Linked DNA regions of Mus musculus: region 1 is linked to region 2. A link is a loop called in an ENCODE intact Hi-C map of the cell type or tissue named here. Cell type or tissue: gastrocnemius. All regions are shown on one strand. Region 1 has its middle 24 kb from the start of Birc3. Region 2 holds the start of Birc2 (baculoviral IAP repeat-containing 2).

Region 1 (4,000 bases), 61 kb after region 2:
CAGAAATGAATACACGCACCTATGGTCACTTGATCTTTGACAAAGGAGCTAAAACCATCCAGTGGAAAAAGGACAGCATTTTCAACAAATGGTGCTGGTTCAACTGGTGGTTAGCATGTAGAAGAAGGCAAATTGACCCATTCTTATCTCCTTGTAGAAAGGTCAAGTCCAAGTAGATCAAGGACCTTCACATAAAACCAGAGACACTGGAACTTATAGAAGAGAAAGTGGGGAAGAGCCTCGAACATACGGGCACAGGGAGAAAATTCCTGAACAGAACAGCAATGTCTGGTGCTGTAAGATCAAGAATCGACAAATGGGACCTCATAAAATTGCAAAGCTTCTGTAAGGCAAAGGACACTGTTAAGAAGACAAAAAGGTCACCAACAGATTGGGAAAGGATCTTTACCAATCCTATATCTGATAGAGGGATAATATCTAATATATACAAAGAACTCAAGAAGTTAGACTCCTGAGAAACAAATTACCTATTAAAAAATGGAGTACAGAGCTAAACAAAGAATTCTCAACTGAGGAATACTGAATGGCTGAGAAGTTCCTGAAAAAATATTCAACATCCTTAGTCATCAGAGAAATGCAAATCAAAACAACCCTAAGATTCTGCCTCACACCAGTCAGAATGGCTAAGATCAGAGACTCGGGTGACAGCAGATACTGGTGAGGATGTGGAAAAAGAGGAACACTCCTCCATTGCTGGTGGGATTGCAAACTGGTACAACCACTCTGGAAATCAGTTTGGTGGTTTCTCAGAAAGTTGGACATAGTACTACCTGAGGACCCAGCAATACCTCTCCTAGGCATAAACCCAGAAGATGTTCCTACATGTAATAAGGACATGTGCTCCACTATGTTCAGAGCAGCCTTATTGATAATAGCCAGAAGCTGGAAAGAACCCAGATGTCCCTCAACAGAGGAATGGATACAGAAAGTGTGGTACATTTACACAATGGAGTACTACTCAGCTATTAAAAACAATGAATTTATGAAATTGGTAGGCAAATGGATGGATCTGGTGTATATCATCCTGAGTGAGGTAACCCAATCACAAAAGAACACACACGATATGCACTCACTGATAAGTGGATATTAGCCCAGAAACTTTGAATACCCAAGATACAATTTGCAAAACACATGAAACTCAAGAGGAAGGAAGACCAAAGTGTGGATACTTTGTTCCTTCTTAGAATGGGGAACAAAATACCCATGGAAGGAGTTGCAGAGAAAAAGTATGGGGTAGAGACTGAAGAAATGACCATCTAGAGACTGACTCACCTGGGGATCCATCCCATTTACAATCACCAAACCCAGACACTGTTGTGGATGCCAACAACTGCTTGCTGACAGGAGCCAGATATAGCGCTCTCCTAAGAGGCTCTGCCAGTGCCTCACAAATACAGAGGTAGATGCTCACAGCCATCCATTGGACTGACATAGGATCCCCAATGAAGGAGCTAGAGTAAGTATCCAAGGAGATGAAGGGGTTTGCAGCCCCATAGGAAGAACAACAATATGAAGTAGCCAGTACCCACAAAGCTCCCAGGGACTAAACAACCAACCAAAGAGCACACATGGTGAGACTCATGGCTCCAGCTGCATATGCAGCAGAGGATGGCCTAGTCAGCCATCAATGGGAGGAGAGGCCCTTTGTCCTATGAAGACTGTATGCCCCAATGATGGGGAATGCCAGGGCCAGAAATCAAGAGTGGGTGGGTTGGTGAGCAGGGGAAGGGTGGGAAGGGGAGAGTGTTTTTCAGAGGGGAAACCAGAAAAGGGGATAACATTTGAAATGTAAATAAAGAAAATATCCAATAAAAAATATGTAGTGATTTAAAAAATAAAAAAAAGAAAAAAGAAAATATCTAAAAAAAATTAAAAATAAATAAATAAAAAGAAAAGAAAAAAGAAACAAACAACCATAAAAGAATTGTGTATGACCATACCTGATTATACAGGGTTAGGGCTCTGACCCACTGCTTTTCAGAAGTTAGGTGTGCACTCTACCAACTCAGCTACATCTAGTCTCTCACAGTGTTTAAGGAGTTTGGGTTGGGCTACCAAAACAAGAGTGGATCCGGATGCACAGGCCCAAGTGAGCACTGCCATCTAGTGGCGATGAACTTTACCCATCCACCCATCCTTTATACCTGTACAGCCTGTGTCTGGTCCTGTTTTATAGCAAACAACAAACCACAGACAGTGAGATTTCCACCCCACAGGGACATAGCAAACGTCTCACAGTGATTCCACCCTTCAACAACTGGCCTAGTTCAAGTGCATCACATTTGAAAGACATAACATACTGACCCATGGTTTGCTCTTGCTTGCTTGTTTGCTCACTGAGAAAGGATCTCATTGTGCACCCCAGGATAGCCTAGAACCTGCCTAACCATCCTACCGCAGCCTCCAACTGTGACCATTAAAAGCACGAACCAAACTAGTTCCATATTCACTAAGCAGTTCTGAAGAAAGACAGCTTGTAGGCCCCTCCAAGCATGGTTATCTGTGCCACCCCAACACCCTCCTCCAAGCTTCTGTTTAATGCTCATGGGCTTTTTGCCATTGAATACAAGGAAAAATAAAATAAACCTCTGGAGATATTTTAGAGTTTTTGGTTTTTTTGTTTTGTTTTGTTTTGTTTTTTTACAAAAACAAAAATAGACCAAAAGTTCAAAATCTTTCCTTCTGAACGTTCAATAATTGCCTATGCCATCACCCCGTGACAACGTGTATGCTTTGTGAGTGTGCCTGCATATTGATGCACAGAGCCTGGACTGAAGCCCTGCTACACTATTCTCCCTACCCTGCCTCATCCCCACCCACCCAAAACAAAACCTAAATCTACTCAAATAAATCAGCAGTAGACTTGCAGGATAAAAGATAAAGAGATTTATTAGCGTACATGGCATGGAAGACATAGAAAATATCAAACTCATAGGCAAGGGCTAGGTACCTGAAGTTAATATACTGCCTAGGAAGAAATGGGGCTTTAAGTTCTCAGAGGGTGAAGGTCACACACCACTGGTGCACAAGGAAGGAAAGGCAATGTGCTCCGGTAGGCATTGAACCTCTCAGATAATGTAGATTAGAACTTGTGTCATCAGGACAATCTCCAGACATAGTGTAGGTACTCTCTTTCTGGACCTCAGTAAGGCAGATACAGGACCTGGAGAAAGCCTGTTTGCACTGCCTTGGTCTCCACTGAGGCAGATGTCCTCTGAGGTCCTGCCTACAGAATGGCAGCTTTTCAGAGCAACTCCAGGCCTTCAGCCATCTAGAACATTTTAGAGAAGCACAAATTGTGTTTGCTATTCTACCCTCTCCCCACATTCCTTTGCAATTCCTTTTTGGTAGAAAAATGGAGTAGGGGAAGAAGGTTGGAGAAATGGCTCGGTGTTCAAGCACACTGGCTGTGGCTGGGCGGTGGTGGTGCACGCCTTTAATCCTAGCACTTGGGAGGCAGAGGCAGGTGGATTTCTGAGTTTGAGGCCAGCCTGGTCTACAAAGTGAGTTCCAGGACAGCCAGGGCTATACAGAGAAACCCTGTCTTAAAAAACCAAAAAAAAAAAAAAAAAAAAAAAAAAAAAGAAAGAAAGAAAAAGAAAAAAAAAAAAAAAAAAAGAAAACCACTGGCTGCTCTTGCAAATGACCCCAGTTGAGTTCCTAGCACCAAACAGGGGATCCAACAGCCTCTTCTGGCCTCCATGGGCGCTTGCATGTACAGACAGGCATGTCTTTCTGGAGAACAAAACCATCAGGAAAACTCAAGCATATATGTCTCTAAGGTTGATTTTCATATTAATTTAAAGATTAACAGTTGTTTGTTGAGAAAGCACTCAGAAATGACTGCTACATGATGTAGCCCTGTCAATGAAGAGATATTCTCCTGGGGTGGTGCATACACCTGTTGTCTCAGTATTCAAGAGGTAGAGGGAGGACTGCTACAAGTTCTAGGTAACAACAACTACACAGTGAGACCCTA
Region 2 (4,000 bases):
CAACAGGACTGTCCCCTTGTTTCCAGTTATCCAACATCAGGCCACAGCAGAAGCACTTGACTTTGTCATTCACACCTGTATAATAAAAGCCAGCACGAGCCAGACTCCTCTCTGAGACAGGAACTCCCCTGGGAAAAGCTGAATATGTAGACATTCGGTAGAGTTCACACGAAAAGTCAAACTTCATTTTTTCTTCGCTCTCCTTTGTCCAATTTGACAAGATTGTGCTCTTCTCCATTATACGTTTAAGTTTTTGGTGTAAGGTACCTTGGCCGAGTCTCTGGGAGACAGTTTTGTCCATGAGTAGTAATAGTATTTCTGACCGCTTAAACTTCCAGATGAAGTTTCTCACCACTTGACACTAGATCTCCACCACAGACACCTGACTGGATAGATTCATTGTCTTCTGCTTGGACTGGTGAATTGACACCCTCACAGGACAAATCTGTCTCACTTGCCAAGACACTAGTTAGGACTCTTTGGGGGTCACATGAACTCTTCTGGGTAACCTGAGATCTATTTACCCATAACTAACTTCTTATTACTAGTTATGAAGCCTAGGTACTAGGGCATATATTCAGGCTCTTTTCCCTTATAAGGACTTAAACATGACATCTGAACTACTCCTTTTCCTATGAAATGAAAGGAACTGAGTGAAGTCTGCAGCTGGTTTTCCTTAGAGAAGATGTCATACAGTATTCTCTAAAGTGGGTTACATCAACTGCAGCAGTCAGCTCAGGTCTATTAAGACTACAGTATTCACTGTAAAGGAACTGCGCTTAAAGCACAGACTGTTAACTCCCTCACTGTTAAATCTTCTATATCACCACCTTGACTCTGTATATATCATGTGAATACATCTGGTCAACAGACAGTATTTTGCACATAAACCTAAGACTGCATTTTATAAAGTCCGCCTGTGTTTAAGGCCCTTTCCACTATAAGTCTGTTATAATTAAGAACGAATCAATTCAAGACATGGCTTTCTTTTGTTACCTCAAATAACTAAGAATCTGTTTTAGCAAAGCTTTTCTGTTGCACTAGCCTTCTTTTTGAAAACTTCGTATTTTATATAACTAATCATACACAAGAACACACTGCAAAGCAAACCGCAGCGTCTTATAGAAATGTTCAGATGTCCATGAGTGGGCTGATTTCTAGAAAAACATAAGAGAACATGAAGACTCTTGAGGACTATCAATCTGAAAGAAAAAAAAATATTTTAGAAAACTAATTACACAGAATTGTCATCATCAATTTATTCAGTAATGTCTAAAAATGACACACTCTAGATAACAAATCTTGACTACAGCAGTTCCTCACCCAACCAGTCTACTTAGAAAGGGTCTAAATCAAAACACACCACTGCAAAAGCATTCTCAAAGTACTAGTTATGCTTGTCTTTAAAATGCATAGCTCAGTATAGTTTAAAAATTAAAACTTTGAAAACAATGGACATTTCCATTTGTCAAAAACTGGCCCCCGATTTTCAAGTTTGTTCCTTTTATATATTATTTATTTACTATTAGAAAAAAATGTACTATACTTCATGAACTTTTTTTTTTTTTAAGGGACAGGGTCTTATTCTGTAGACTAGGCTGGCTAGAAAGTCAATATAACCCAAGCTGGTTTTAAAACTTTTTGGAATTCTCTTGCTTCAGCCTTCCAAGTGCTAGGACCACACTACCACCAGGCTCTTTTCGTTTTCTGATTTAAAGATATTTTGATATGCACTTCACTGGAGACAAAAGGCACCATAAATAGTGGAAAGGTAGTCTGTAAGGCTACTGATATAGCTCCATGTTAGAGCACTTGCCTTGCAGGTAAAGAACCCTAAGTTTAATCACAAGAAAAAAATTATATATACTTTTATATTCTATTAAAACATTTAATTGAAATATATAATACAGATATAAGTACATATAAAATATATTTATACACATAAACATATGTTAAGTTATAATACAATATAAAATAAATAATATATACGATATTTTCTATTATATTAAAATATAAATATTTCCTGAGGATTCCCGAGGTATACTTGCAATTTTAATCTCAACACTTGGAAGACAGATGCGGAATGAAACGCTCCTGCCGGACAGAACATTTGAACTAGCCAGGGCTAAATTAGCCAAGATAAAGGCACCGGGAAGAGCTCATAAACGGAATCCGTGAAGGACAACCATTCCCTAACCACCACAGGTAACATCTCAAAACCAAAAAAGTACAAGTGCCGGTAAAGCAGTGGCCTGAACAAAGCTACCACTACCCGTGTGGCCTAACTACACTAGCTGTTACAACGCCAGCAAGCACCCAACCGACACGGCTCTACGCCCACTGCAGGGGGGCGACACGTAGCTTGGAGAGACAAGAATGGAGAACACCTTTCCCAGTTAAACCAAACCTCTCACACGACTACTGGGGACAAGTAGTAACTGATGTGACAACCGTCATCCCCCTGCCGCACAACTTAGTTTAAAGGCATTAAATGCCGCGGGCTTAAAGCTTAAAAACCTGCAGAAAATCTGAAGAGACAGCCGAGGTGCTGCACACCAGTAATCCCAGCACCTAGAACGATTGGAGGCAGGAGGATTGCCGCAAATTCGAGACTAGCCTGGGTTGACTGAAAAAATAAACCGAAAGGAAAAGAAAGCAAAACTGTTATACAAGTCCAAGCCCAAGGACTTAGGCAGGGAGCGGGGGTCGGGCGGCCCTGAGAACTGCCTTCCGGGCCGAAGGAGGAGTCAGCTAGCCCGCCCAGCCGTCGAGAGCCACGCTCGCCCGTCCTGACGAAGGCAGCCGCACTCACCACCGAGTCAGGCCCCCGGCGCCCTGGAAGCAGAGGCGCCTGATTGTTGATCCGCAGCCTTCCCAAAAGCCCCTGCGGCCAGCGGGCCGTTGAGGTGACGTCAGCAGACGCGCACCGCAAGTTGGAACGCGTGGAGGACGGGGTGGGGCTGTGGGCCAGTCGCGCGCGCCTGCGCCTGCGCTCGCGCCTGCGTGCTCGGGCTTTGGAAGCTAAACGTTCGGGCCGCTGGGACTCGGACGAATAAGGCTAGGCTTTCCCGAGCGTCCGTCCTTGCCCCACTGCCTCCGCTGGGCGTTCCGGACTTTGATGCCATGTGTTTTAACCTGCAGTGCACCTTTAATGGCGGCAGCCCTGAGCCGCGCCTCCTAGCTCCCTGTATTTTCCGGCCTCACCCTGCAAGGGTCCTAGACAGGCACTAAGGCAAACGTGGCGTCATAGGTAAGGCGGCTCAGGCTCGTGAGCTGGCCTCGAAACGCCTGAGTAAAGCGGAATGCACGCGTGTGCGTGTACATTAAATATAATTTGGTTTTTTTGTAAGATGGGCTTTAACATTTTTGACAAGTGGGCTCCTCTGGCAGGCCGGCATGGTGGCGCTCACCTCGAATCCTAGAAATTCAAACCCAGTTGGGGCGAGGAGGTAGTTATGCATTTTTAAATTATTATTTTTTTTAAAAAGTGCTCTTGCAGGCGACCCAAATTAAGCGCATCAGGCCATAAATTTAAAAAGTAAGGAAAAGGCTGCGGACTAGTTTGGAGGAAGGCATTGAAGGGTTAACAGTATAATGGGAGAGAGTATGATTAAAGCGCACTATATATCTGTGATGAGATTGTAGAAGAATACGTTTAAAACTGGAAAAATAACCCTGACTTCATTGTTCACTAGCAGTCTGTCTCCCCACCCCCCACCCTCTGCTGCCTTTCCCGTACCGAAAGTGCTGCAAAATCATTAGCATTCAGGGTAGGACTTTCTGATGTCCCCACCCCCACCCCCGCGGCCCTGTTTGGCTTGGATGATTTGTTATGGTTAGTTTTGCAGTTTTTTTATTTGTTTGTTTAAGAAAGGATTTTATTGTAGGGCCCAGACTAGCCGAGGATTTAGCATCCTACCTCAGCCTCCAGTGTGCTGATTAGAAATGTAGGCTACTACCAGTGAGGTTTCTACAGTTTAATTTACTTTAGACTTGAAGG

Evidence for each region. A loop is a pair of places that touch in the nucleus more often than their neighbours do. Peaks named below come from ENCODE experiments on the same cell type or tissue, not always from the same donor. Only the 100,000 strongest peaks of a DNase experiment are listed, where the experiment ranks them.
Region 1: a loop joins it to region 2, with 2.8 times the contacts of the local background. A loop is called at or near these places in 7 of 42 quality-filtered maps.

What each region holds. Positions count from the first base shown.
Region 1 is chr9:7,895,619-7,899,618 of GRCm38, forward strand. No RefSeq gene overlaps it. Among named protein-coding and RNA genes, the nearest start is that of Birc3, 24 kb to the left of the region's middle. In gastrocnemius, a CTCF peak has its summit at 2,120 (motif pointing left); a DNase peak (open chromatin) is centred at 2,118.
Region 2 is chr9:7,834,178-7,838,177 of GRCm38, forward strand. It overlaps Birc2 (baculoviral IAP repeat-containing 2), which reads right to left and starts at 2,880. Exons shown (of 8, transcript NM_007465.3): 1 at 2,813-2,880; 2 at 1-1,202. The coding sequence starts at 301. In gastrocnemius, no CTCF peak of the experiment used is centred here; DNase peaks (open chromatin) are centred at 2,366, 2,935 and 3,696; H3K4me3 peaks cover 2,604 bases; H3K27ac peaks cover 2,571 bases.